Regions from separate parts of the Mus musculus genome. Here region 1 is linked to region 2. A link is a loop called in an ENCODE intact Hi-C map of the cell type or tissue named here. Cell type or tissue: heart. All regions are shown on one strand. Each heading gives the region's core, and the rest is flanking DNA. Links, peaks and the distances in the headings are about the cores only.

What was found. Hi-C counts contacts between places; a loop is a spot of excess contacts. Peaks named below come from ENCODE experiments on the same cell type or tissue, not always from the same donor. Only the 100,000 strongest peaks of a DNase experiment are listed, where the experiment ranks them.
Region 1: a loop joins it to region 2, with 3 times the contacts of the local background. A loop is called at or near these places in 2 of 42 quality-filtered maps.

Annotation. Positions count from the first base shown.
Region 1 is chr14:57,701,001-57,716,448 of GRCm38, forward strand. It overlaps Lats2 (large tumor suppressor 2), which reads right to left. Exons shown (of 8, transcript NM_015771.2): 3 at 1,922-2,054. Among named protein-coding and RNA genes, the nearest start is that of Gm26440, 11 kb to the left of the region's middle. In heart, for the core only: no CTCF peak of the experiment used is centred there; DNase peaks (open chromatin) are centred at 4,951, 6,231, 6,691 and 8,371; H3K27ac peaks cover 711 bases.
Region 2 is chr14:57,788,799-57,804,246 of GRCm38, forward strand. Sap18 (Sin3-associated polypeptide 18) reads left to right here and starts at 9,391. Exons shown (of 4, transcript NM_009119.3): 1 at 9,391-9,556; 2 at 9,690-9,799; 3 at 12,696-12,818; 4 at 13,124-15,448. The coding sequence starts at 9,428. The coding sequence ends at 13,280. Mir3077 (microRNA 3077) reads left to right here and starts at 9,626; the gene lies at 9,626-9,689. In heart, for the core only: CTCF peaks have their summits at 8,039 (motif pointing right) and 8,803; a DNase peak (open chromatin) is centred at 9,363; H3K4me3 peaks cover 2,946 bases; H3K27ac peaks cover 2,051 bases.

The DNA of each region.
Region 1 (15,448 bases), core at 3,160-11,159, 90 kb before region 2:
CCCAAAGGTCCCCCATACCCACCCCCCCAATCCCCTACCCACCCACTCCCCCTTTTTGGCCCTGGCGTTCCCCTGTACTGGGGCATATAAAGTTTGCAAGTCCAATGGGCCTCTCTTTGCAATGATGGCCGACTAGGCCATCTTTTGATACATATGCAGCTAAAGACAAGAGCTCACGGGTACTGGTTAGTTCATATTGTTGTTCCACCTATAGGGTTGCAGTTCCCTTTAGCTCCTTGGGTAATTTCTCTAGCTCCTCCATTAGGGACCGTGTGACCCATCCAATAGCTGACTGTGATCATCCACTTCTGTGTTTGCTAGGCCCCGTAGTGTCATGTTTAGAAAGTCTACTTTTCCTAACAAAGGGCAGAACTGTACTCACTGTCCAAATATTCATTTTCCTTTCATTTATTTTCCAAATTAAGGCTCTGTTGGGTTTCTTTCTTTTAATTTTATTTTATTTTATTTTATTTATTTATTTGAGTTTTTCGAGACAGGGTTTCTCTGTGTAGCCCTAGCTGTCCTGGAACTCAGAAATCCACCTGCCTCTGCCTCTGCCTCTGCCTCTGCCTCTGCCTCTACCTCTGCCTCTGCCTCTGCCTCTGCCTCTGCCTCCCAAGTGCTGGGATTAAAGGCATGCGCCACCACTGCCTGGCAGTTTCTTTCTTTAAGGACAAAGTGATCTATACCCAACATTAAGTGAGAACAGAATGATGGAGAGGAGATGGAGAAATGGCTCCGGAAGGTAAAAGTGCAGAGAACCTGAGTTTGGTTCCCAGCATCCACGTCAGAAAGCTCCCAACTGCCTGGGACTCCAGCCTTAGGGGGAATTCTGCCCCTGCAAAATATTTGCAATCAAGTGCACTGTTCCCATTAAAAACAAAATTAAAATATTTTTTAAATTCCTTTTTAAAAAAATCTACAAAGAGTCCCTCTCTTGACCAACACCCAGACACACAGACGGCTGCTGCTTCCTTATCCCGACTTCTCCATTTTGAAACTCCTCATTTAAAGCAGCTGCCTAGAAAGAACAAAGGCTCCTTTCATCTCCTACAGACTCCTCCGCTCTGCTAGATCTGGCCCTGAATCCTCAAGTCCAAAGGCGGGGTCTTATCCACTCGTAGGGATAAGCCCCGCCCCACCCCACCCCACCGCTAACACACACCTGACAGAAATTACCCAACAACCTTGGCACTGAACAGGAGTTACAGCTGATGGAGGGCTTTGTGTTGCCTGGGCTGAGCAAATGTGGCCAGCACAACACACCAAAAACAAGAAGGCAGACAGTGGCTACGGAGCTGGGCCTGTTCCCTGCAGCACCATTCTCAGGACAGACTCCTGAACCAGCTAGGAGCTGGTGAGGGAATTTCTTGTCTCAGGAAACCAGAACTGTGCAGCCCCCACCACAACGCAAACCCTCGGGAAGCCCTTACAATGTCCTCGTTTACCACGGGAAGCCTTTCCTGCAGGGCTTCCACGGAGCAGGGAGTACATAAACCCATCATCATGCCCCAGGAACCACAGAGCATCTACTCCATCTCTGGAGAGGACCATCACAACCTGTCCCTTCCAAAGCTGACACACTGCTCACAGCTGCAGGCCTTGAGAGCTGCCTGCTACTGAATGTGAGAAAAAAAAAATGTGATTTTGGAATTGATAAGCCTCTCTTTTCAAAGACCTTAAGCCCAATAAAAGATTTTTAAAATTTCAACTCTTAACTCTTTTTTTCCCTGAAAGATGGAAATATTCAGCAGACACACGAACTCTCTAGACAGTAACACAGGCTGCTGTAAAGGGATGGGGGCGGGGCATGTGAGCACCTAGGTTAAATTCCAGGGTTGACTAGGTCTGGTTCTTTGTGCAGGTCTCCTGCTCTCAGACCACAAGCCTTTTCCTATGACACACTGTATAGTAGCCTCACCTGGGGAGGTCTGCTTGATGACTCGCACAATCTGCTCATTCCTGGGGTCCAGGTAGCCCATCTTACTGATGTACTCCAAGGCAGCTTCGATACTCCTACTGCCCGTCTGCTTGAGCGCTCTGCCAGCCATCTCCTAGGAAGGAAGCAAGGAATGTCACCATCGTCATCGTCGTCGTCATCATCATCTTCTTCACTACCACAAAGCCACCTGTGCCTCCTCTTTGTGGCTGCTGGGGCCCTATCAGGTGCTGAGATGGCCGTTGGGATCATAGGCACATATTACACCATGGACCTTGACATAAGAGCTTGTGTCAAGAATGTTCGGGGTCTCTGATAGTTGGCCTGAAAGAGACTCAGGCTCTTTAAAGAACTTCAGTGATGGGGCTGGGGAGATAACACACTGGCTGTTCTTTCAGAGGTCCTGAATTCAATTCTCAGCAAACACGTGGTAGCTCACAACTATCTATAGTGGGGTCTGATGCCTTCTTCGGGCATGCAGGTATACATGCAGACAGAGCACTCACAGGAAGGAATGAAGAAACGAAGGGAGGGAGGGAGGAACTTTAGTGACTGGCTTGGTGGATCCAGACTGAAGCTACGAAGACAGGTTACCTTAGAGAAGGAGATCCCAGTTCACCTCTGTGCTAACTCTGGGATCCCTGGAAATGCATGGATGGGCACATTTATGAGACATTTACTGAATGCCTCCTGTTGACAACGTCCTCTGCTATCTGCAGCAGTTAAGGAGTTGCCCAAGACAGTCGTCATGAAGCCCCTGGAGCTCTGTCCACATCCATACAGCTCTGTCCCCTAAAAGTGTTTGCAGAATGAACACACAACAGGAGAGGGCAGTGACATTACCGTGAATTGAAAAGATGGTTCCCGTCTACCCAGGGAAAGCATAGATCCTTTCAAGGACAGATGTACTTGGAAAAGGTGGAAAGCCCATCCAAGTGGAGACAGTTACTCAGGGCTGATGGGCTAGACAGAAAGGAGCTGTAGGTGGAGCACACCAGGAGGGTAGCGGCAACACCCAGGCGCATGTAATAGGACAGGGAACCCCCACCTAGGGTTGGGCTATCACTGGCTTTGCCTATTTGTAATATCAAGGGAACTTTCAAACACAGACACACATAATCTGAAGATGAAGCTGGGGGCAACACGGGGTGCAGAGCTTCAGGCACTCTGGGGCAGAGATGAAGGAAGCAGAAGGTGACATGGCCAGGCAGCTAAGAGAAGAAGCACTGAGAGGGGGTAGGTTTTGGTGAGAATGGTAGGCAGTAGGGGACATGGAGGGCTGGTTAGTAGTAGTCAGTCTAGCTGCAGAACAGAGAAGTACTACCCTCACTGTTCCTGGCCAGGCCTGATGACACCTGGCCATTTATCCCAGTCCACTTCCTTAAGACTGGGAGAGGAGCCAGGCGTGGTGGTGCACGCCTTTAATCCCAGCACTCAGGAGGCAGAGGGAGGCGGACTTCTGAGTTCGAGGCCAGCCTGGTCTACAAAGTGAGTTCAGCCAGGGCTATACAGAGAAACCCTGTCTCGAAAAACCAAAATAAATAAATAAATAAATAAACAAACAGATAGACTGGGAGAAAACAGCTGGGCATGGTGGGGTAATCCCAGCACTCAGGAGGCAGAGGGAGGCGGACTTCTGAGTTCGAGGCCAGCCTGGTCTACAAAGTGAGTTCAGCCAGGGCTATACAGAGAAACCCTGTCTCGAAAAACCAAAATAAATAAATAAATAAATAAACAGATAGACTGGGAGAAAACAGCTGGGCATGGTGGGGTAATCCCAGCACTTGGGAGGCAGGTGGATCTCCAGGCTAGCCTGGTCTACAGAGCAAGTTCCAGGCCAGCCAGAGCTACAGAGAGAAACTCTATCTGGTGGGGGAGGAAGACTTGTAAGAACTCTGTCAGAGTCTGGACCCCACATCCCTCATAGCTTCATCCACCCACTCCACAGGGCCTAGAACCACGCAACCATCTACCATTAAATGATGTTCTGTTCCTGGCTGTTTGACAACTGAGACAGGACACACCAGAAAGTCACGGCCAGACCTGGGAGTGGACAGACTGCAGGTCAAAGGAAGCAAGATGAACTGACGGAGGTCTGGGAACCACTACAAAGAGGAGGGGCTGGAGTGAGAGCTGAAGAAGCAGGCTGGGAAACAGTGGCGGGACCAAGGTTCACCACCTGGGATTCCCGGGTAGGAAAGCAGCAGAGCTCAGACATGAAGCATTCCCCACCTCACCTGCAGCCTGGTGATGACACCTCACCTTCCCTACTTCATGGCCAAGCTATGCGATGAGGTCATGTCTACACACTCTCAAGACTGCATCTCAGCTCACCACTTGGAGCCTTTTGTTCCCATTAAAAATGTGCCAAGTGGAGCTGCCCCTAACCACAGGCCGTTTGGCACTAACAGTCCAGCTGCTTAGTGTGAACTGGCTGTCTCTTTAGGTTAAGTTACCTGCCTAAGCTCCTTCCATTCAGGCCCTGCCAGCAGCCAGGGAAGCAAAAGCACCAAGAAGAGCTTGCCACCTGTGTATGAAGCCAAATTCCCCACTGACTTCAAGATCCGTGAGCTTCCTGCGCTTCCGATCTAGGGACTGAGACAGGTGGAGTCTATGAAACCTGGGACGAAGACTTGGAAGAGCAGGCATGTTTTAAATCATAAGACCAAGTGACATTCATGAACCAGCATGTTCATAAATAAAACCTTCAGTTCTGCCCTTTGCATATGTGTCCATCGCTGATGGGTAGCAAATCTGTAGTCTCTAAACACTAACTCATGTACACTCCTGCACAAATCCAAATACTTACTGGCGTTTGCTTTGGTGGAGCTCAGGGTGGGACCCAGGCCCTCCCTCACACACTCTGGCAATGCTCTACTACTAATTTCCGCCCCCAACCTCCTTCGGCTCTTTAGTTAAGAGCTAAAGGAAGTCTAGAATCTGTTTCTAAGTCTACCAGGAGCACAGGTCTAAGTGTCAAGGACAATACATGTAGAGTCACAATGGGACATGGCGAGAAGTCTCCTGAGACCCGAGTGTGGCAGAGCCCAGCACAGTAACCTGACCTCTCCCCTTCCTTTCTCAGAACATTGCACCAGTGGGAGTCAGTGCATGAGTGTGCACACTCTACTGCTGCCTAGCATCTATCTGTGCATCTTTCTCAAACCTTCTACCAGGTCTGAGCATATCTGCTCATCTGAGGAATGAGCTACCTAGGGCTGCTCTGGGATTGAGTGGGCCACTGGTGTCCCTGTGTCCCAGGACCATTTCAACATCAGCTGCTGTCCTTCTCAGAAGCATCTTATATGTCTCTGGTAGAAAATATAAAGATGACAGTTAAATAATTTATGTGCATTTGTTATCAAATACCTCTAATACTTCATATTTTATCCTTTTAACCATAGCTACATAAACAATGTGTTGCGCTCCCCTCACCAGGCCTTAATACCTATCTCTGGTTTTCTCTGGGGTACCTCAAGCCCAGGCTAGGCTTGTAGAGATGGCAAACCCTTCTCCCTGGATCCATGTGTGGATGTTAAAGTGTGTACAGAGAATTTTCACCAAAGCTTCTCCTATCCGCATGAAGACTGCCTGAACACTGCTCCCCTATAGAGTTGGCTCCTACTGATATTAGCTAAACCTGCCCCTTATAATCTGTACCAATAACCTCTCTGTTCAACTGTACACAATAGACACTCTGCAGCTTCTCCATCTGAGAGTCCAGATCTGCCCATGTCAGCTTTTCTGTTTCGCTGTGTCTGGCTGGGTGTCATTTCTTCATTCCCTTGTCCTGCAGGTCCAGCCCCTGATTGCTGTGTACTGGGTGTTGGGCAGCAGGCTCAGGTGCCCTCTGGATGCTCCAGCAAGACCTCACGGCTAGCTTGTGCCTGAGAGAATCTTCTCTGCTACAGCTGCATCACCATTCTGCCTGTCAGTCTGCCTACCCACAGGACAGGAACCAACCCACCAGAGGCTCCCGCCACGCTGGAAGCGCCAGTGACAGTACTCTTCTTTTGTGGCTCACTTCCCACACTTTCTCTGTGCACACAAGTAAGGGCTGTGGGAGTGAATCTCTTCTTCCAGGTTCACCTAGCTCAGAGCCATGCAGGGACTGGGCTGACAGTTGCTATAAAGTGTAATGGTTTTACTAGCATCCCTTGTGACTGTGAGTTATTTAAATTCAGTGACAATTTATTATGTATGAAGGAAAGAATTTCCTATGCAGATCCTCTCCCACCCATCCGGGTGAGGAAGCATTTTTCAAACATTAGCAAAGCCATAGCCCATGCTTTAACGTTCCAGCCCTGAGGTTTGGCTGAAAACCTAGGGATGGGAGTGCTCTGGCCTTGCTAGGTCTTCCCGTGACCGCATCAGTCTATGGCTGCTGGTCGGAGTCTCTCACACAACTTGTGATTTCAGTCCAAGGAGGGGAGCGACTGGCTGAAGGGGCTGGGTCTGCAGGCCATAGTGAATGTTGTCTCAAAGCCTAAAGGATTTCATTTCATGGAGAGAACAAAGAGAAGCATGTGGCTCCCCAGGCCGGGGCGGAGGGGAGGGTGCCAGAGAGGCTTAAGCAGCGGCCAAGGTCTCCCGCTCCACCCGCTGTCCTCCTCAGGCTGACTGCTGCCTTTCTCGAAGTTGCTTCCAGGAACCTTCTGGAAGCACAGAGGAACAGTGTTTCAGGGCCTCCCACTGACAATTGTCAGCTCTAAACAGAAATACGGCCCCAGGGGACTGTGAAACTCAGGATATCCACCCATCTTCCCAGCCTTTGTGCTTTATAGAGAGAGCCTGGAGCTCAGCATGGCCCTGAGAACGTGTTCCAGCAAAGCCAGAAGCCTAGGAACAGACGCAGCCTTGGTGTATGAGACAGAAAGGGAGCTGCTACTCCACCCACCCCTGTGCGCCAGATAGGAGCAATTCAGTCCAGAGATCAGCCTTCGAGCCTGCCTCGGGGCTCTATGCTGAACATTGCTGAGGAAAATATATTTTCAAAGGTAACTTAGTGGGGATTGAGGAAGAAATCTGTTTTAAAACTAGACCAACAGGAAAAATTGGCAACCCTGCCGATGACCAAACACTAATAAAAACGGCACCTTCCAGCTTGTCAGCACCAATAAAGTTATTAATAACAAACAAACAAAATCACAAAACAAAAAACACTTTCAAGCAAATATTTTTAAGAATAGTTATGAGCTGGAGAGCTGACTAGGTATGTAAGAGCACTTGTAGCTCTTGTAGAGGACCGGGTTAGCTTCCTGGCATCCCCACAGTGGCCAGCAACCATCAGAGACCCCAGTTCTAGGGAGATCTGCTACTCTCTCTCCTGACACCAGGGACTATGTGGTGTACAGACATACATGTACACACATAAAATAAAGCTGCAAAAAAAAAAAAAAAAAAGAAGAAGAATGAAAAGTTATGCCAGTAGGATGTCTCAATAGGAGAAGGGTATGCCACCAAGACTGACCATCTGAACTGTGCCAAGAACCCACACAGTGGAAGGAGAGCCAGCTCAGGCAGGCTGTTTCCACACAGGAACTTGCTACCCTAACACATACACTAAGTAACTTAAAAAATATTAAAATTTTTCTTCTTGGAATTTACTTTCAGGCCACTTTAACTGAGCCATAGTTAAAAGGCCCATCTCATAATGCCACCCGTCACAGTCTATCTGCGCCTCAAAGAGGAGCAGCGGGCAGAGTTAGAAACAGCCTGAGTTTCTAGAGGTGGAGAAGACTAATTATTCATGGACTCTCAGGGTGTACACAGCACAGGCATGGAGAAGCTCCCACAATCACAATTCTATCATCAGACACTTGCAGAAGGTCAATGTGAACAGGGTGGGAACACTCACTGTCTCCTGGCGCCAACCCAGTAGGCTTTCGAGCAGAGCTTAAGTGGAAAGAGTAAAAGAAGTCAGCTGAATCGGTTTCAGTTTGAAGTCATTAATTTTTTGTTGAAGATAAGAACATTAGCGTGCATCAAATCTTGCTATAATAAAAACAGCCTGTGCTATTTTTATCTCCTACTTATGGATGATCCCAAATTCTCCAGATTAACAGTGAACTGGATGAGCTCCTTTCAACTCTATAAGCCTCCAGAGATGTTTGACAGAATAAAGAAAAACTCCGTCACCAGGGGCAGATACAAGAGCCTCAGGCTTTACCTGATGGAAAACTTGCCCACAACCCCTAGTAGTTTCTACACAGCTACACGCATACTCCAGGAGTTGTGGGTCTATATTTCTATTCTTCTGTCCCTGGCTATGTTAGTGACCAAACATGCGTGCCCGCACTCCCTGTCCCCCGCCCCTACTCTGTCTGCACAAGCCGAGGGCCTTCTATTTGCTCCAAACAATAGACTGGCATGAAGCCTATTCATTGCCAGTGCGATGTCAGTTCTGGGCTTCACCCTCACAAAGCCTGGCTGTTTCCGTTTCCTCTCCTTGGGTCCATATAGCTAAGCACCCAGTTGACCCCGCCAGCATGCTGCAGTGACCTATGAGTGGAGCTACTGTCTGCGCCCAGCCTCAGCAGAGCAGCCTGGACGGAGCTCCACCCCAACATTCAGCAGATGCCACAGAGAGCAGAGCTGTTTGGCGGGGCCTAGCCAAACTAGAGTCATAAGCAAGGACGAATCACTGCTGCTTTTAAGCCACAGGATAGTTTATTCCATGGTGCCAATAACTGATAACCACTGCTTTCTCTGTGTGTAATCTGGAAAACACAGCCACTTGCTGACCTTGAATTTTGAATGATTTTATCACCTAAGTTTTCACCTGGATAAACTCAAATTTTGCTCTTCAGAAAAATATTTTCATCTGCCAGGTACAGTGGCTCATTCCTTTAATCCCAGCACTCTGGAGGCAGAGGCAGGCAGATCTCTGTGAGGCAGAGGCCAGCCTGATCTCCATAGTGAGTTTCAGGACAGCCAGAGCTTTCTACCACCCCACCTGTAAACAGCGCTCAGGGATTAGCAATCTGTGTCTTTACGAGCTCTAGAGTATTAACTGGGCTAATCTTTACTTCAGAGTCATTATATTTTTAAAAGGTATGTCAAACTCTATTATTAATATCCAATCTTCGTGAAAAAATGCACTTCAGTCTTTATGAAGTAAAAACCAACTCAGGTGAGAAGGGAGAGTCGGGCTTTAACAGTACCCAGCAGTCACAGTTGCAGCATTTTCTAAAGCATCATTGCCATGGTCTAAGCAAGTGGAACTCTTAGGGGTGGGGGTGTGTGAGCATGTGTGTGTGTGTGTGTGTGTGTGTGTGTGTGTGTGTGCCTGTGTGTGTGCAACCAGTTCTCCGTCACAGCTGCAAGCAGGAAGTCCTCAGCTCTAACAGCTCCAGGTGACACCAACTCACCTGAGAAGACACAGAAGTCTCACCCACTGGGATCTACCTCCTTTCTTATCTGTCTAACCAGATATCCCTCCTTCAAGGCCTCAGATATTCTATAAACTAATGTGTGTGACTCACCAAAACAAGCCCTCTACCCCAAGAAAAAGCCCCAAAGGAAACATACGAAATCTACAGAGTGAGTGATCATGTACCTTACTTTCAGTGGAAGTAACTCTTTTTTTTTTTTTAAGGGGGGGGGGGGCAGAATCTTCATTCAGGCACAGAGACCAGCAGGAAGCCTTTTGCAGCCAGCACTGGAGAGCTGGAGAGGTGCATCCCAGGCACAGGGAACACAGATCTATAGAAAAGGAGAGCACAGGAAAGTTCTAGAAACCACCTGCCAAGTACTCAGACACCAGGCTTTCCTACCAGAGAAAACCTAACAACAAATTAGGGAGAGAGCACCAGAGGCAGAGCCCAGCCTGTGGGTGGGGTTGGGCCAGGCAGGAGGCAGGGGGTGGGTGGATCTGCAAGCTTCATCCTAAGAGATGTTAAGGGACTGACTGACAGAGCACCGGGAAGGACACACCCTGACCCATGGTGGGTTCTCAAGAGCAGAGAGGCAGGCAGAGCCTACTCCTAGCAGAGACAGGTAAATAAATGGCTTTTTAAATAATGAGCCTGGGGCAGTGAGATGGCTCTGCGGGCAGATATGCTAGTGCAAAGACCTGACGACCAGAGTCTAATCCCCACAAGGCATCAAGAGAGACCAACTCCTAAGAGTTGTCCTGACCTGTGCATGTGCACTGTGACATGCTATGCACTGTGACATGAGCCCAAACTGATGCGTATAAACACAGAATATGAAAGCATTGAAGTTAAAGGGGCCTAAGAGTGATGGATTGTGATGGATGCATGTGAACCAGGATGAAGAGAACCTCTTACAAAATAACGATCATCACGTGTAGGTCCGCCTACACATTTCCTCACGGCAACAGCCACCACTATTTGAATCAGGGCCTCTAGTTTTTCATCCAAAGTACACTGAGGACTTTCATATGTGGAGAAAGAACATAAGCTCAGGGACAGGGATTCCTGGGTGGGGAGACGAGATGAGACTGTCCTGAGAGTTCTGTATTAGCTCTATGTTCAGGAAATAAGGCTTAGTAAATAAAGGCACCATTAGCACCCCTCCACTGCACACACAAGTAGTCTCTGCTGCTGTTGGAACTCTAGTCCCTTCTCACCCGTCCCCTGTCCTGACCCATCCCCTTAAAAGCCATCCAGCACCCATGCCATACCCTACACTATGTGTAATTCCCCTTAGTTGCCACTCCTTGTCCACCTGAGTATGGCTAACACCTTTGTGACTACGAGGTAAATCCCCTTGGAATGTACAAATAGACACCAAACTTCCTGTAATCCAAAGGCTAAGAATGCTCAGATGGCATCTAAGGTCAATGGCTGAGATCTTCCTGCTCTGCCCACCTAATGTTTCCTTGGTTTGTGACTTTATTTATTTGGTTCCCATAAACCTTCAAGCCAGCATTATCAAGCTGCACATGTGTTTGGAGGAGCCTAACTCTCTGCTCAGGGCCATGGCCACTCTGGTTCTGGCTCCAGAACACATGGTTTTTACTTCTTTGAGGTGAGAGCTGTGCTTCTGTATCTTCAACTAAAACGAACAACCTCACCACTCTGTGGAGAGTTATCCAGGAGGGCAGAGGTGAGCAGCTGTACTATCAGGCTGGTGCGACACCAAAGTAGGCTTACCACTGTATCCAGCTGCCATGGTCTGTCCACACCCTGAACTACAGGTCCATATGAGTCTCCTGAGACTCTGCTGGGGCCTCCTCTGGTCAGTCCCAACAAACCAACCAAACTCTTGGTCTAGCTCGTGTTGCTTTAGACAATTAGGGTCTCTCCCATTGGGTGGCAGCACCCCTCAGAATGACTCGAGACCAAGGCATGCTTAGACCTAGGAACTGAGCAAAGCACTCAGGAAGCAAAGGCAGGCAGATCTCTGTGAGTTCAAAGCCAGACTGATCTACAGAACTAGTTCCAGGACAGCCACAGCTACCCGGAGAAGCCTGGTCTTGAAGAACCACCACCACCACCACCACCACCACCACCACCACCAAAAACAACAACAACAACAACAACAACAATAAGAACCAGGAGCTGTGAGCATGGTCCCTGTGCTCTGTACTCTGAATTGTGGACATTTATCTTTCCAAGCCAAGAGACGGAACCTCAGCCTGACTAGTTGTTTTCTAGGCTCACACAGGTAAAGTCTGAATGGGGGCTGGAGCTGAGTGAGAGAACACCTGCCCCAGCAAGTACAGGGCCCTAGATTCAATCCCAGGACCTAACAGACAAAACCCACATAGTCCAAGAAATTGCATGTTGTTAGTAAACACGAAACTTCATTTCACAAAACAGGAGCGATGCCTGTGAGCGGCCATCACACTGGCAAATATTCAGGATGCCGGCGAGCAGCAGCAAGGCTAGGGCTCACACAGACACAATGGAAAAAGGAGAACTGGCCCCAAATTAAAGATACGCAAAATAAACCCCACAGCCCAAGATAACATGGCCACTCTTGGTGACTGCCTCACACAAGCAGAGACAGACTGTGTACCTCTCCTGTCTACAATGGAAACTTGTCCACTTAAATGTTCTTCAGTGTGACAACTGAAGAAGGGAAGTGGTGTAAGTGTCACCACAGTTCATCACAGTGGTGCAAGTGTCACCACAGCTCATCAGCTGCGTTGGCCACACCCATCATTACAGAATAATTGCTACCACACAATGAAGAAAGTTGTACAAAGTCCTACTGTACAAAGTAGGTGTGGTTTGTCTCTGTAATAGCAAGCCAAAGCACAAGATGGGTGAACAGCCTTGATAAGAAGTGGGCATGAGAAGGGCTGTGAAGAGCACAGCTCTGTAACACATGCCACAGAGCACTTCTTTTTAAGGTCTTTGAGAGGTGGCTCAGTGGTTAGGAGCATTGACTGCTCTTGGCTGCTCGTGGAGAGGACTTCCATTTGATTCCCAGCACCCATCTGGAGGCTCAACTGTCTGTAACTCAGTTCCAGAAGATCTGCTCTCAGTAGCAGGATCTGATGGACTCTGCAGGCACACAGGTGATGCACATACACGCAGGCAAAACACCCACAAACACCAACCATCCAACCAATCAACCAAACAAACAAATCCCAGCACTCCTTCTAGCAAAGCAAGGTGTAGAGACAAGACTTGACATTCCAGCCCAGGGGAGAACAGACCACTGACCCGGGGCCAGAATGACCCGGGGCCAGCATGTTTCAGGACAGTGAGCAGACACAACAACAACAACAACAACAACAACAACAACAACGCAGATGAGGCCTGAGGGACAACTAAGCTGTCCTCTGGCTTCCACATGCATAGGTTTACATACGCACACATGCACGCACACGTGAGATGTTCTGTTACTCTTACTGCTTTCATAAACACTGGCAAAGTCACTGTCGTCGGTCAGCACCAGCTGGGTCCTTCAGTGACAGTAAAAACCTGGGCCAGAAACTGAGTTTACAGCCACTGTCAGTTACAAGTTGGAAGGAGGGAGGGAGAAAGAAGGGAGGGTGCCAGCCACTGCAGTGCCCCTCTGCTCAGCTCACGTCTGCACGGTCAGCTCCAAGAGGTCGGTAGGCAAGACTGCTCCCCTGGCTCAGCATCATGAAGGACTTTACTCCTGGGCCTGCTCTGCTGCCACCCTCTCCTCTAAGGAGTTCTGCAGAAACTGCTCTTGCAATCTACATGACATTTTTCTTCTCACAAATGATCTCTAAGGACTTATGCTTATCTTAAATGCAATTCAAGACAGTTACTTTAAAAACAAAAACAAAAAAAAACTCGAGTTCTGCTTAGAGATAAAAAAAAAATTGCCAGCAATCCAGAGTCTTTGACAAGCAAAGTTCTTTAAAACACTTGAAATAGGAACACCACACATCACTGGGCTTCTAGAAAGCTTTTGTAAAATTATCATTAAAAATTTGTCAGTGGCTGTGTGGCAGTTCCACAGAGATCCACACTGGTGAAGCATCAAGCAGGCCAGACCCGGGAGGCTCTCTGCCTCTTGACTCTTAGCTACTTTTTGAAGCATCCGCTCCTTTTCACAAGCCCCAGTCAGCATGCGCCAGCTCTGGCTCAGTCCCTATATCTCCTACTGGCCTGTTCCAAGGGCTTAGACACACAGGAAAGCTGCACTTTCTCCTAACAGGGCATTGTGAGGGTATATCTTGTTTGTTTTGGTGTGCGTGTGTGCGTGCGTGTGTGTGTGTGCGCGTGCGCGTGCGCGTGCGTGTGTAGAGGACAGGGATCCTGGGCATCTTCTCTTCCTCTATTGCAGTCCACCATGGTTTTCCTAGCCTGGAGCTGGCTAATTTAGCTGGATTGGTTGGCCAGGAAGCCCCAGGAGCTTGGATTACAAGCACATACTGCCATGCTTAGCTTTTTACATAGATGCTTGAAATCTGAACTTGGGTCCCACGCATTCACACATGCTCAGCAAGCGTGACTTTACTGACTGAGCCATTTCCCAGCTCCAAGACTCCTATTTTTAATGTGGCCACTACACACACTCACATTAAAGGAGGGCAGCTAAGATGAAACCTCACAGGGCAAGTGTCCAAGCAGACAGCATCTTCTGAGATGGCTCTTTCAGCTAAGAGGCCTCCCTGTGAGGAGTGACGGCAGGGTGGTCCAGTCTCTGCTAGTAGTGAGCCTTTACCATGCTCCAGGAATTTTAACACCTATTATGTATTTTTTCTAGGTCTGGAAGATCCAGGGGTAAAATACTAGCTGGCTGTTGTCAAGTTCAAAGCCAAAAAATACAGGACAGAGCGCTATATTTATTATTGTTAGCGAAGCGTCCAACTCTTGTATGAAATATCCTATCTAGTGCTACCTTAGCATTATTTTAGAAAATCCATCCTACACCCTTGCCATGTAGTCAATGAGCAGAGTCTAAGCCCTTGAAAACTTAAGAAGGAAATGGTGGACTGAGAGGCCTGTAGGATGAGCAAGGCTGAGCAGCAAGGGGCTCATGCTGCAACAGGCGCCAAACCCCGCCAGCATCCTCGGAAATGAGCATTACAAGCCACATTTCAAAGTGGCAAGAGCCAGGAACGGCACCACATACATGCAACCGCTGCACTCAAGAAGCTGAGGCACAAGGATTCAGAGTTCAGTTATGCCTGGACGATGCATGGAAACCCTGTCTCAAACAAACAAAACCACCAAAACAAAACCTGCATTAGCACTAGACCCAGAAACATGGGTGGGAGGTGAGTGCGAGAGTTGCTCTAAGTATTGATTTTTATCATAAAACAGCCAGTTCAAGGAGGAACATCTTTTCCATGAGTGACCTTACTCAGCTGTAACTTGGGCTGAGGTTATAGCTCAGTGGTAGAGCCTCTGCACTGTATTCAGCTATATTTCTTTCATGCAAACCCACTAATCAAACTGGGCAGGGCACTTCCCACCTATAGTAATACCATCAATGAGGATACAGAATTGGTAGAAGACAGAATCTCTCTGCACACAACACTCTATTCTAATGCTGGGGGATCGTGTGACCCTTAGTACTTCTTGCCTGCTTAGCTGGGTCAGACCCATGAGAGAGGGGGCTGCACAGACAGAGGGGCTGCTGGGTGGCCAGCAGCTCCTGGGCTGTATGTTTATCCCCATCCACCCAGGTAGTAATTAATGTGCTTGAGGAAAAGCCTACTAAAAGAAAACAAAGTCGCTGGGCAGTGGTGGCTCACACCTTTATTCACAGCACTTGGGAGGCAAAGTCAGGTGGATCAGGTTTCGAGGCTAGCCTGGTCTACAAAGTGAGTTACAGGACAGTCAGGGCTATACAGAGTTGTCTTGAAAAAAAAAAAAAAAATGAAAAACACAAAAGGGAAAAGTGGTCCCTTGGTCACACCACACAGAGGACGGCTTTATCAGTTACTGTCCCTGGCCTTCACCATCTATGGGTGCCTGTAGTGTTTATATTGGAATGATCTATTTACTCGCTGGTATGTCCTTTTCTGTCCTGTTACTTCCTGTTGTTATGATTAACACCATGACCAAAGTGACTTATAGAAGAAAAGATCTTATTTTGGATTACAGT
Region 2 (15,448 bases), core at 5,026-13,025:
TGGAGGATAACGAAGGTGAACAGAGATGCATCTCACAATCTTTCACAGAGTCTTGCTTTGTTGGCACAGTCTTCAACTTGTGACCCAAATCGTCTCAGACAGCCTTAGTGAAACTTAGTGAAACACACACACACACACACAGAGAGAGAGAAAGAGAGAGAGAGAGAGAGAGAGAGAGAGAGAGAGAGAGAGAGGGAGAGAGAGAGAGAGAGATTGCCCATTATCTAACCTGATATAGCTTGCTATATGATGATGAGCCAGTGCCCATCATGGCGCTCAGAATGACAATCTGAATCTGGCTGGCCTTGCCCTGTGCTCTCCTGTGCTTTTCTCTTTGACAGGAGAGCTTGGGCCAAGCAGGAGGAATGAGCTGGAATTTCTTCTTGTGCAGTAGCAGGGAAGTTGAGAGAGATTTAAGGTGATGTCAAGAAGTTCTGGGATAAAGCTGAAAGTGTCTATTGGCCAAATAAACACATTAAAAATGTTTAAATTGGGGCTGGAGAGATGGCTCAGCAGGTAAGAGCACTGATTGCTCTTCCAAAGGACCTGAGTTCAATTCCCAGCAATCACATGGTGGCTCACAACCATCTGTAATGGGATTGAATGCCCTCTTCTGGAGTGTCTGAAGACAGCTACAGTGTACTCACATACATAAAATTAATAAAATTTAAAAATGCTTAGGTCAGCAAGTTAATGTTGCTGTTAAAGACAATGATACCGAGATCACTGGATGCCACCAGATGTCACTGGGGACTTTTGATCAGAGGTTGAGATCAGTATCTGTTCTGTCTTCCCACAGTGTGCTCCTGGTGTGTGTGATGGTGGACACTTCATCACCATGGCAGAGTGGCTGGGGAAGGCTGCTGTGAGGAGCAGTTTATATAGCTCGTTGTTTTAGGTTCAAAGGCCTGGTGCTGGCCTGAGCTCAGCTCTGGGGAGGGTCCCTGGGCCTCAGCTCATCACATGGCTGGTCATGGTTAGAGCCCGTCTAGGAACACATAACTATATCTCAGTGTGGAAAGCAGACAACAGGCCCCAGCTTTGAAACAACCTTCCTGAGAGAAACCCTAAGTCGTTGACCAGATTCCTTGAAGTTTTTCAAAGGCAGAGGCTGCAGAGCGTGACTCAAGGGCCTCCTATCATGCCACCTCCACACTACTCTCCTGCGGTCCACACTGGCAACGACAGCAGGTGATCCTGCCGATAGGTGAGGCAAAAAGAGCAAGACCACTAGGATTGTGTGTTGCTTGTCTATGCAAGGCCAGCTGTGGGGCATCAGTACCCACAGGAGAAGGCGGGTAGACACGACCTGCCAATGTGCACCCAACACCGCAACAAGCTTCTCCCCAAAAGATCAGACTTAAATCTGTTCTTGTTTTTTTAATCTAATAACCAATTTGCAGCAGGTTCAGGGAAGAGAGGAAGGCTGCTGAGGGACATTTGGGCAGGCTGCAATCTGCAAGTCTGTCTGCTGAGAACTCTGGGGGGTGGGTTGGGGAAGGGGGCTGGAGAGATGGCTCAGCGGTTAAGAGCACTGACTGCTTTTCCAGAGGTTCTGAGTTCAAATCCCAGCAGCCACATGGTGGTTCACAACAATCTATAATGAGATCCGATGCCTTCGTCTGGCCTGCAGATGTACATGCAGGCAGAACGCTGTATACATGATACAGGCAGAATGCTGTATACATGGTTTTTCGAGACAGGGTTTCTCTGTGTAGCCCTGGCTGTCCTGGAACTCACTCTGTAGACCAGACTGGCCTCAAACTCAGAAATCTGCCTGCCTCTGCCTCCCGAGTGCTGGGATTAAAGGGCGTGCGCCACCACTGCCCGACAAATAAAAAAAAAATAAATAAATAAAAAAAAAAAAAAAAAGGAAGCAAAAACCCTGCCTGACAAACAAACTACCAGGCTTCTCATAAAATTGTAGAGATTCTCTCTCTCTCCCTCTCTGTCTCTCTCGTTTTTGTTTCCCTGGCAGTCCTGGGAGTTCCTATGTCATCTTGAACTTGTGACAGTCCTCCTGGTGCAGCTCTCTGAACATGGTATCACAGGCTTGTCCCACCATCCTTGCTTCATCAAAAAATTATGCAAGAAAAGAGTGAAGAGATGGCCCAGAGGTGACAAGATCTCCCTGCTTTCCAGAGTCGCTGAGGTGGGCTCCTAGGCCCCAGTGGAGTGAGTCCTAACTGCACCTCCAGCACCAATGGCCTGACGCCCTCTTCTAGCTCCTTCGAGGACCTGCACCCCTCTGGTATACACTCACACATAACCAGAGACCATTTTTAAAAAAAAAAAAAATCTTAAAATATTTTTTCAATGAATTAAAGTGATACAAAAGGAACTTAGGGGTGAAAAAAAAACCTAGGTCAATTGAATTGCATGATACTTCCATCAGTAATAAACAAAAATATATCAAGTAATAATAAACAAAAATAAACGGAGGAACTCAGCCAGGATGGCCTGCAGCAGGGCCGGGGTCTGGTGAGTCACGTCCTGAGTGAGAGTTGGTTGTTGAAACACTCATGGCCCTGTCAGGGAGCCCAGAGCCACAGATCCATGGAGGCCTGGCAAACTCTTCCTCCTGGGTGAAGCCCAGAGGCAAATGGCAGAGCTTTCTTTGGAGGACCAAAGGCAAAAGCATTTGCAGTGTGTGCCAAAAATGTCTAACCATAGTTTTCCCTGCCCAGATACTTATGGACTGCTCTCTCTCCAGAGCCTGCTCCTACCAAGGCTGGCTAAATCTGTCTCCTTGATGCAGCTGTACACCGCAAACCCCGCCTTCTTGTTCAGCTGTACGCAATAACCCTGTCTTCTTGTTCAACTTTATAAACACCCCGAGCTTCTGGGTGCTGTGTTTTTTTTTCTAGCAGAGAATGCAGACCACCCAACCCCTGCTTGCTGTGTCTGTGCAATCTGACTTTTCTACATTCCCTCCCTACTCCAGCCATGGCCACGCCTCTAGACCTGCTCTGTTATTATGTCCCCAAGAAGGCCACATTGGTTACACAGCTACCTCCACACAGTGCTATCTTTATCCAAGTCCATAGTCTACTTTAGGGTCTCTCTGGGCTTTATGTATTCTACTGGCCTGGAAAATGTATGATGATATAGAAACCATCATTCTGGGGCAGAACAGAGCAGTTCCATCACCATAAACAAGTGTCTATGTGTCTTAGCTAGGGTTCTACTGCTGTGAACAGACACCATGACCAAGGCAACTTTTATAAAGGACAACATTTAATTGGGGCTGGCTTACAGGTTCAGAGGTACAGTCCATTATCATCAAGGTGAGAACATGGCAGTGTCCAGGCAGGCATGGTGCAGGAGGAGCTGAGAGTTCTACAGCTTCATCTGAAGGCTGCCAGCACAATACTGGCTTCCAGGCAGCTAGGATGAGGGTCTTAAAGCCCACACCCACAAGGACACATCTACTCCAACAAGGCCACACCTCCAAATAGTATCACTCCCTGGGCAAATACAAACCATCACATTCCACTCCCTGGCCCCCATAGGCTTGTTCAAACACATGAGTCTATAGGGGCCATACCTACCCATAGCATAATAATAATAATAATAATAATAAAGTACATTTAGTCTAACTTCCAAACTTCCAAAATCCCCATAGCTTATAGCAATCTCAACAGTGTTAAAAGTCCAATGTTCAAAGTCTCTTCTGAGATCCATCCAATCACTTAACTGTAATCCCCAAATCCACACAGGAAACAAGCTGGGTAAACTCCAAACTTTGCATCTCCATGTCTGATGTCAAAGCAGTATTCAGATCTCCAACTCCTTTTTCATCTTTGTTGACTGCAACAATCTTCTTTTCCTGGGCGAGTTCCACTCCATGTTAGCAGCATTCCTCAGGAGATATGGCTGTGGCATCTTGAAAATCTCAGGGTCTCCAAGGCAGCTTCAATGTTACAGCTTCTTGTTTCAGTGTCTGGGATCCACACATGATCTTCTGGGCTCCTTCAAAGGACTTGGGTCACTTCTTCAGCTCTGCCCCCTGTAGCACTCTAAGCTCAGGTTGATCCACTCTACTGCTGCTGCAGTTCTTGGTGATCATGCCATGGTAGGTGCTGGCATCTCCAATACATGAAGTCTTCTGCTGCAACTAGACTTCACCAATAGCCTTTCATAGGCTCTCTTCATGGTGCCAAGCCTCAAATCCTTTGCATGACCCCTTCAGTCCTGGGCTGTCAACTGCAACTGAAGCTGCACCTTCACCAATGACCTTCTATGAACTCTCACAGTGCCAAGCCTCATCTGCTCTTCATAACCTTCATGCCTTCAAAACCAGTACCACCTGGGTGACACTTACACATTACTAAGTCCAGCTGTATCATGAGATACAAGCTTGGCTATCTCTGGAACACTGCTTCTTTGTGCTCTCAGAAAACAATGCCTAGAAGATTTCACTTCAGTGATGCTGATCTCTTCTTAATCACCACTAATTTCTTTGCTCCAGCTAACCAACATCAATTGTCTCAGTCCTTTTATTTTTCAATTCACTTGCTGGTGCCCCTTTAATAATTGAACCATATATTTTATAGTTTTTCCTTTCTAAACTTGCTATGCTTGTTCAAAACACTCTTCATAAGACTTAACCAGAGAAAAAAGTGTCTGCTGGGCTTTTTTTTTGACACTTCCTTTGTCAATGCAATTAATATAAATCTCTTTACCTTAGCCTCAGGTAGAGCCTTCAGAAAAGGGCAGAAATATTCCTCAGCAAAACACCACAGGAACAGTCTCTAGGCCACAGTCTGAAATTCTTCTCCACTGAACCCTCTCGGGCCAGGTCTGCACAGTTCAAATCAAACTCGGCAACAAGGTCTTCCATATTCCTATTAGGATGGCCCATTATGCCCCATTTAAAGGACAGGATGGTCACTGAAAGCTCTAGGCCACCCGCTGCTACATGGCAACACCTTGTCTCAAAAGGTCCCTTTTCTGCTCATGTAGGTGTGTCTGTTTGCCTGTTACTTGTATTTAGTAAAGTCATTTAGCTGTTGTCCCTTGTCTTAGTCAGGGTTTCTATTTCTGCACAAACATCATGACCAAGAAACAAGTTGGGGAGGAAAGGGTTTATTCAGCTTACACTTCCACATTGCTGTTCATCACCAAAGGAAGTCAGGACTGGAACTCAAGCAGGTCAGGAAGCAGGAGTTGATACAAAGGCCATGGAAGGATGTTACTTACTGGCTTGCTTCCCCTGGCTTGCTCAGCTTGCTTTCTTATAGAACCCAGAGCTACCAGGCCAGGGATGGCACCACCCCCTTGATCACTAATTGAGAAAATGCCTTACAGCTGGATCTCATGGAGGCATTTCCTCAAGGGAGGCTCCTTTCTCTGTGATAACTCCAGTTTGTGTCAAGTTGACACAAAACCATCCAGTACAATTGACCCCTTGTCAACTTGACACACAAACACAACACTAGTAAGCCTCAACCCTTAGTTTCTTATTCATCCTCAAGATCTAAACAACTTTAAAAGTCCCACAGTCTTTGCAAATTATTAAAATTTCAATCCCTTTAAAATATAGAATATCTTTTAAAATTCAATGTCTTTTTACAATTAAAAGTCTCTTAACTGTGGGTTCCACTAAAATACTTTCTTCCTTCAAGAGGGAAAAATATCAGGACACAGTCACAATCAAAATAAAAATCAAACTCCAACCATCCAATGTCTGGGCAACTAATGTTCAGGGCTCCTCCAAGGGCCTGGGTCACTTCTCCAGCCCTGCCCTTTGTAGCACACACCTTGTCTTCTAGGCTCCAGATGACTGTACTCCACTGCTGCTGCTGTTCTTGGTGGTCATTCATGGTACTGGCATCTCTAAAATACTGCCGTCTTCTGCTGAAACTTGGCTTCACCAATAGCCTCTCCTAGGTCATGGTGCCAAACCTCAACTCCTTTGCATGACCCCTTCAGTCCTGGGCCATCCATTGCAACTGAGGCTGTACCTTCACCAATGGCCTTCCATGGCCTCTCACCGTGCCGAGCCTCAGCTGCTCTGCATGACCCCTTCATGCCTTCAAAACCAGTACCACCTGGGTGACTCTTACACATTACCAATTCCTGCTGCAGCATGCAGTACAACCTTGGCTATCTCTGGAACACAGCCTCTTTGTGCTCTCAAAAAACACTTCCCAGAAGATGTCACCTTAATGATGATGGTCTCTTCTTAATCACCACTAATTTCTTAGCTCCAGCTAACCAGCATCAATAGTCCTAGTAATGCAAAGGTTTTGCTGTAGTCGTTTTGGTATCTTGTTAATCACAGCTGATTCTTCAGCCCCAGCTAACCCAAACCACAGAATCTTCACATTAAAAACAGCAATGGCCCTAATAAGTCCTTAATCTTCCCTCTGAATTTTCACAAGCCAGGCCTCCATCTTCTGCACCGTTCTCAACATTATCTTTAAAGCTCCTACAGAACACCCCACAGAGCTCTTAGCATCCCAATGGCTCTTCTAGCTGAAAGTTCCAAAGTCCTTCCACAGTCCTCCTCAAAACATGGTCAGGTTGTCACAGGAATACTTCACTATGCTGGTACCAATTTCTGTATTAGTCAGGGTTCTCTAGAGTCACAGAACTTATTGGTAGTCTCTATATAGTTAGGGAATTAGTTGATGACTTACAGTCTGTAGTCCAACTCCCAACAATGGTCAGCAGCAGCTGTAAATGGAAGTCCAAAGATCTAGCAGTTGCTCAGTCCCACAAAGCAAGCAGGTGAAGGAGAGAGAGAGAGAGAGAGAGAGAGAGAGAGTAAATCTTCTTTCTTCCAATGTCCTTATGTAGGTCTCCAGCAGGATGTGTGGCCCAGATTAAAGGTGTGTGCCACCATGCCTGGATCTGGGACTTTCTTTGTCCCAGATGACTTTGAACTCAGAGATCTCCCTTTCTTAATCTTCTGGGATTCATAGTCATTATATCTCAAGATTTCCATGACAAAATCTAGGTCAGAAACTTGTATCTCTCTGCCTCCAGATTAGGATCACAGGTGAGTTGTCCAATTCTGGATTGTAGTTCATTCCAAATATAGTCAAGTTGACAACCAGGAATAGCCACTACATCCCTTGGAGTAGTTCTTCTTCCCTCCTGTGTTCTGAAGCAGTGTCTTATATTTATTTTAGCCTCAAATTTACTTTGTAGTCAAAGATGACTTGAACTCTTTATCTTCCTATCACCCAAATGTGGAGATAAAGGAATAAAGGCATATGCAACTATGCTTAGTTTTTGAATTGCTGGAGATCAAATCTAGGGCCTTGAGTATGCTAAGCAAGAACTCTACAAAATGAATGACATCCTAACTTTTTTTTACTTTTTTTTTCTTTTTATCAATTCATTGGTGTGGATTTTGTTGTTGGTGGGTTTTTTTTTCTGTTTTCTTTCTTTTGTTCTCTGTCTCTGTGTCTCTGACTCTCTCTCTCTCTCTCTCTCTCTCTCTCTCTCTCTCTCTCTGTGTGTGTGTGTGTGTGTGTGTGTGTGTTTCTTCGAGACAGGTCTTCATAGTCCTGGCTATTCTGGAACTCACTCTGCAGACCAGGCTGGCTTCAAACCCACAGAGATCCACCTTATGGCTAATATTTTAAGTAATGAAAACTCCAGATTTGGCAGAGAGGTGTCCTGTGATGGATTGGTAATCTGGCCACTTGGCAGAGGATGCAGCGGTATGATGGGGATCCAGCAGTCGTCCCAGAAGTAAGGAAAGCAGCTTATAATAAAGATGTAGAAGTAGAGGTGTCTACAAGGCGGAGGACCTCTGAATTTAGCAGATAGTGAAGGTACAAGACAGGAATTTAGGCAGAGATTTAGCAAGTTGTGTTGTCCCACCCTGCCTTGGGTCTGTTAACGACTAGGAGCACAGCAGTTTAGGGAAGGAGGTCCTAGATAGAGGATTTAGTAAGGCCTGGCTTGTCCTCGCTACAGGAGCAGCTTCTGTCTGAAGTTATGAGCATTCTACATCCTCTTAAATCTGTTTATTTTTATGCTGTGTGTATGGGTGTTTTGACTGTTTTCATGTCTGTGCACCACATGCATGCAGTGCCCAAAGGAAGCCAGAAGAGGACATCAGAGCCTCTGGAACTGGAGTTACAGGTGTTTTGAATTGTAGCCTGGTCCTCTGTAAGAACCTCAAGTGAAGAGCATTCTCATAATGTCTCTGGATATACTCCTAGCAAAGATTTTCTCTAGAGTCTATCAGCAAGAAGGGGTTGTAAGGACTAGAGGATGACTAGCAAGGAACCCTAAAGAATCCAAAGTGTGTGCCAGCTTGCCTTCTCACCGGAGTTCAGAAGTGCCAAGGCCAACAGCTGCTACTGGCAGTGTCTAATTTTTGCAGATATACTACATCCGATTTGTTTGTAAAGCAATCTATTAAAAGCAGTCACCAGATCTTTAACGAACTCTCTGGGTTAGCAGTGACATTCCGAACCTTACATGCTTACTGTCTAGATTTCATTTTTAAAGCAACTGCTTTAAAATGGAGCTATGGGGTTTATGTTTTAGTATCTATAGCATATTGTGAAGGTTTCTTTCTTCCTTCCTTCCTTCCTTTCTATCTTTCCTTCTTTCTCTCTCTCTCTCTCTCTCTCTCTCTCTCTCTCTTTCTTTCTTTCTTTCTTTCTTTCTTTCTTTCTTTCTTTCTTTTTCTGAGACAGGGTTTCTCTGTGTAGCCCTGACTGTCCTGGAACTCACTCTGTAGACCAGGCTGGCCTCAAATGCAGAAGTCAGCCTGCCTCTGCCTCCCAAGTACTGGGATTAAAGGAGTGCGCCACCACTGGCCGGCATGAAGGTTTTTTCAATCAGTCTTTCTCACTGATACTTTTGTAGTTTTTGTTTTGAAACAGGCTCTCTCCACATAGCCCTGACTGTCCTGACACTCTGAAGACCAGGTGAAGGTATGCATCACCATGCCGCTGGATTTGCCTCTCTTGAATTTTGCGTGACATAAAAAGAGCCTATTTCATTCATAGCCCCTAAACAGACAGCTTTACCCCATCATCTACAGAAAAGGTATCATTTCGCTGGCCTTGCAGTACCTTTCTGCACTGGGGGTCCATATTAACCAGTTCAGTCGGTTTATCATCACTATGACTACCTGGTTCATATTTTTACATGTCATGTGAATTTTCTTAAGTTTTTCGTGATCGCTACACATTTTCATCACTACGCATGAAAATATTACGTTAAGCTGACCTGGGCAGTGAGCACGTAAGAAAACAACTAAGAACGATCAAGACGCCTGTAGAGCACTGCGCATGCGTGTGCCCCACCCCTCTCCCCAAGGCAACACGTACGCGCGCGCGTGCGTGCGTGTGCACCCACACATACGGAAATACGCCTGCGCCATGCGATGCCCCGCCTTGCCACTCGTTTCCTATAAAACCTCGTGCCTTTCCTCGCGAGAGACGACTAGCTCATGCTCGCCGCAGGGGTCGGAGGTCAGGGCGAGCGTCTCCCGGGCCGAAGGAGGAAGATGGCGGTGGAGTCGCGCGTTACCCAGGAGGAAATTAAGAAGGAGCCGGAGAAGCCGATCGACCGCGAGAAGGTGCGGGTTGCGGGCGGCTGCGGGGCAGAGGTGGCAGCAGCGGCGAGCTGGCGGGAGGGCGGGCGCGGCCTGCGGACGGGTGGGCGGGCAGGCCAAATGGCGCGCCCGAGGCTGACTCCCTGCTTCTCCGCAGACCTGCCCGCTCCTGCTGCGGGTCTTCACCACCAACAACGGCCGCCACCACCGAATGGACGAGTTCTCCCGCGGGAACGTGCCTTCGAGCGAGCTGCAGATCTACACCTGGTGAGCCGCGCGGGACCCGGGCCTGGCGGGCTGCGTCCTCGGGGACAGCCAGGGCGGGCTCGCCCGCCGTGTGACGCCTTTCGGGAGTGGGGATGAAACGTTAGGTCAGAGTGAACTGACCGGCGTCGCTCTCGCCGTGTGGCCGCCCGGTACAAAAGGATACGTAGGTAGCTTACGGTGCGGTAGGATAAGATGGTAGAGGACGGGGAGGGAGATGGCTGTTGAGTGAACCGTGTTCGCAGAGTGGAGGCAATGGGAAGCCTCGAGCCACGCAGCACCAAGATATTAAAAAGCACCATCAACACCGAGCCCTTTCTGCCCCGGCCCTTGGTGTCAAAGCGTTTGGTGTTTGCACGGTGAGGACGGCTGTCCCAAGTGTTTCATCTCCGAGTACCTGCCTTGCTCAGGACCCACGCAGCTAGGACCGTTACAGGCTTGTCCTTTGGATTGTGTCAGGTTGACACTGTAATAGCTTTGGAAAAGCAGCAAAGGCGAATTTTAATACATTTTTGTTGCGGTGGTAAGATACACCACAAAAGAGTCCCTTTCTCGGGAAAACAGACAAACAACCCCCCATCCCCCCACCCCCATCCAAAACACGAGCTAGTGATTGAATTTATAAGGGAAAACTACTGAGTAGCGGCTGAATTTAAGCCACTCTCCACATACTAAAATTCCGTGTCCCCCAACAAATGAATTTTCCAGCTTGCCCGGACTTTGCTTAAGTGCTGCTTTTCTATTCCGTGAGCCCAGCTTTCTAAAGAGGGTTATCTCTCTGTTATCTGTAGAGATTGTTCCAGAACCACATGGATATCAAAATCTTGGAATAATCAAGTTTTTCACTTTAAAAATGTAGTGTTTACTGTACACACCTTTCAGCATATGCTCTTGAGACTTTCTGCTATAAAGCTTACCCTTCTTCTGCTAGGGCACTCAGACTGTAAAAGCTTGTTTAATTTTTAAAAATTGCCTCAAAAGAAAATCAGAGTTTATGCCAGCATTGAAGTTCACTAGGAACGATATATAAAATTTCGGAGTTAATTGCAGAATAGAGTATGAATTCTGGCCAGGTAAAATTTAGTTGCAAAAATACATAAGAAGGTAACAGTTGTCTGAAGTTTTATAACTTATTTTATTACACAGTGAACTACATACAGTTATGAAAAAATAAGATTTTACTTGAACTATGCACACTGGTGTATGTATAGTTTGTGTCAGTTTCGATATTATATCTTCCAAATTGTAATTTGTTTTTTATGTATATGTGTGTTTACCTTCATGTATGTGTGTGCCCCGCATAAATGCCTGGTGCCTACTGAGGTCACAAGTGGGTATCAGATCTCTGGGACTGGAGTTAGAAATGGCTGTGAGCTGCTCTGTTGGTGCGGGAGTTGAACTCAGTTCTTCTGCAAGAGTGACAGTGTCCCTCCGTCTGAAAGACTGAGTTCTGTTACAGGAACATGGAGAAATAAATACCTGGCGCAGAAAACGGGGGACAGTGTGGTCCTTCTGGGTATTTTCCCTCCATGCATTGAGTACGGCGATGTGGAGATTTGTAACGTTCACAGTAACACTGCAGGGCGTTCTTTAGCTCTCTCCTTGGTACCGTTCCATCAGGGTTGTCATTCTGAAGTGTCTCTCTAGGGTTCTGCCGTTTGTTCCAGTGCACAGAATGCTATTTCAACTTTGCCTTTCACTTACCTCTTTGTTGGCAAAAGCAGTGTAAAGATGAACTAAACTGACTGTTGCTGCCATGTTTACATTTTCAGTTACCTTGCCCTGGATTGTGCTGTATTAGCACAAGGGACTGTATTTAGTTCTGAGTTCAGATAAGTATTTTTAATTTAATAATGGCTTAAGTTGTAAAAGGGGCCTGCAGTTTGTCTTAACATTTCATGTTCTTGGCTTTAGGATTCCTTTATTTTAAAAAAAAATTTTTTTTTGGTTATTTTTGTGTTATAGGTGCATTGTGTAAGTGCTACAGCTTTTATGTCAGAGGACATCTTTTGGAATATTTTTCTATCCACATTTACTTGAGAGTTCTGGGGATTGAACTTGGGACAGCCAGCTTATGTAGTAAGTGACTACCTGCTGAGCCGTCCCACTGGCAGATTTATTTTGTGTATGTGTGGCGTATGGGAGTGTCGTAGCACATGTGTGGAGGTCAGAGCACAGGTTTGGAAGGCAGTTCTCTTTACATCACGTGGGTTCCAAGGATCAAACTAAGGTTGTCAGCCTGTCAGCAAGCACTTTTGCCCGCTAAGCAGCCATCTTGCCTTGCCTCCATCATTAAGATTCTATGAGAGAACAAGAAATTACATATACTTAGGAAGATGCTGTTGTAGCACACTGGTTCTAGGATGCACTCCACTTTCAGATGCTGTAATGTATGGGAGATTGTGTATCTTAGAAAATAGTTATTTTGTGTAGTTGAATAATTTGTACTGGTTACTTGCAGATAAGTAGATGGCTGAGCCAGATGATGTTATGTAGTCTCAGAACAAGGCCTTAGCCTTAAGCCCTTGTAGCAGGATTTTTATTTTATTGATGTTGTTTTCCCCCATGGAGGACAGCTCAGGAAATATTCAAGGCAATTTTTTCTTTGTTATTATTAGGGGTGTGTGTGTGTGTGCGCGCGCGTGCACACATTCCATGAGATGCTTGATTTGTGGAGGTCAGAAGACAACTGTGGAAGTTGGTTCTCTCCTTTTGACCCTTATTTGGGTTGACACAGGTTGCCAGGATTGTACAGCAAACTGACTTCCCTGCCAGGCCATCTTGCCATCATATAGTGTGCAGCACTGGACTACGAATGACTCATTGGATGCACAACTTGCTGTTTTTAATGTCCTTGTTATACTAATATTCATCATAATTATCTCTTCAAAAAATTCAGGATGGATGCAACCTTGAAAGAACTGACTAGTTTAGTGAAGGAAGTCTACCCAGAAGCCAGAAAGAAGGGCACACACTTCAATTTTGCAATTGTTTTTATGGATCTTAAAAGACCTGGATATCGGTAGGTGACTTGTTATTTTAATTCCTGTTATTTCTGCATTTTGCAAATCAGGTCCCCTCCCCAGCAACACACATATATATTCTCTTTCTGATAAGATGCAGCTGTGTTGGAATTATAAGCACATGTCACCATGCCTGGCTTTGGGATAATGCCTTTCGTGTCTGTCTTTAGTGACAGTAGTGGTAGCTATAGGCTTATATTCAGATCTGGCTTCACTTGAATTCTGGAGATACATCACCCCTGTAGTCTGCACCGTTCTGTTGATACAGTTCTAGTCCACTAACCGTTGGCTTTCTTTTCTGCAGAGTTAAGGAGATTGGCAGCACCATGTCTGGCAGGAAGGGCACTGATGACTCCATGACCCTGCAGTCACAGAAGTTCCAAATAGGGGATTATCTGGACATAGCCATCACGCCTCCAAATCGGGCGCCGCCTTCGTCAGGGAGGATGAGACCCTACTGAAGTCTATTGACTTTCTTGAAGTTATTTTTCAGCCAGTTTGTAAAATAAACTTACTTAATCCTTTCTTCCCCCGGACTTTGCCATTAAGCCTTTAAATTTTCAACAAATTGTAACACATTTATTTAGGAATTAGAGTTGGATGTACTTTGGTATATTAAAGTCCATATGTTTTAAGCCCTTATGTAAAATATGAAGAAAAGTGCTCTTAGCATTCTGTATAAAGCTGTATTGTGAAATACATGTGTTCAATCAGCCCAGGTGTAAAAGTTAATGGAGGCTTGAGTCTCACCTGATAATGTAGGGGTTTATTCAGCAGTAGAGGGCATTTTAAGCCCTAAAGAGGCAAAATAAGAAAGCCATGGGGTTGTATAAAGTGGTGAATATGTTTGTGGCATTAGATGATCGAAAAAGTAGGTGGCAAGGGCTGGAGAGATGGCTCAGAGGTTAAGAACACTTGTTCTTTTCTTTTTTTTTTTTTCCCGGAGACAGAGTTTCTCTGTGTAGCCCTGGCTGTCCTGGAACTCACTTTGTAGACCAGGCTGGCCTCGAACTCAAAAATCCGCCACCACGCCCGGCTAAGAACACTTGTTCTTGCAGAGGACCCAGGTCTGTTCCCAATATCTGTATGATGGCTCACAGCTCCAGTCCTAAGGGATCTGACCCCCTTTTTGCCTCTGGGCACCAAGTGAAGGGAGGAAATGAATCCAAACTAGGCTATGAGGGAGGCTTACCTTGAGCCGAGAATGGAAATACAGCCTGTTGAGTGCTGGAGACCTCACTGGAGAACTATGAAAGCTAAACATTTGCAGTAGACTTTAGAGTAGTAGTTACAGAGTAAATGGGATGGCTGAGCCCGAAGTCATTGTTTCCTATTAGATGTGTAATGTGCATGCTGGCACATGCACCTGAAGGGAGGGCGAGTGAGAGGGAAAAGCTACTAAGTAGTTACTCTTTGATACGCATTTCTATTCCTAGCTTATGTGGGACAGCTGAGCCACACTGCTAAGCATGTCTCACAAAACCTGCACAACTGAGCTGCAGTGACTGATTCCTGTGGCTGCTAAAGGTGTGGCTGCTTGGTTAGCTCATGATGGGCATTAGGAACAACTGGCCCTGCTTTATTGAATTCTATACGATTGCAAACCCCAATCTTAATACATGACTATAGTTTCCACCACGAAGGTGGTTAAGAACAGCAGAGTGGGGGCTGGTGAGATGGCTCAGTGGGTAAGAGCACCCGATTGCTCTTCCGTAGGTCCAGAGTTCAAATCCCAAGAACCACATGGCAGTTCACAACCATCCGCAACAAGATCTGACTCCCTCTTCTGGAGTGTCTGAAGACAGCTACAGTGTACTTACATATATTAATAAAATAAATCTTAAAAAAAAAAAAACAGCAGAGTGACTGCCTATCTGGTCTGTTGGCTTAAACACTTGCCAATGGCTATGATTTCCTAGAGTTGACAAGTAAATTTCTAAAAGTATTCTAGTAGGCTTAATCTTGACCAGGTAACCAGTCTCAGAACAAAATCATGAATTCTTTTTTTCTCCCAAAGAAGGAAATTCCTAGGGCCAGTAAGCAAAAACCCAAGAATAATCAAAGTAAAATTACATTTATTTTGGGGGAAGGGGTGTGTGGAAGTCAGGACAAGTTTTAGAAGTTGGTTCTCTGGATCCACTATTGAGTCCCGAGGATGAAATTCAGGTTGTCATGCTTGATAGAGTAGACTCCTTCACTGAGCCATCTCAGTGGCCCAGAGAGCATCTTTACATTCTGGGTTTTTCCGATTGTCACTTTATAAGTTTGCCTGTGTATATGTGCACTATGTCTGTACAGACCTTTCAGAGGTCAGAAGCTGTCAGACCCCCGAACTAGCATTACAACTGGTTGTAAGTCTCTCTGTGGCTTCAGGGAACTGAACTTGAGTCCTTGGCATAAGCAACAAGTGCTCCCTGTAGCTCTTGTTTGTGAGACGGGGTCTCCCACTTTGTAGGCCATGCTGGCCTAGAATTCAGATTTCTGACCTGCCTTTGCTTTCTATACTGGGATTAAAGGTATGTGTAAGATAAGACCACGTCCAGGCCAAAGAACAGTTTTAATATTAAACACTTAAAAAGTCACATTAATAAGAAGTCTTTACCCAGAAAAGGTGCTGTGGTGATAATGC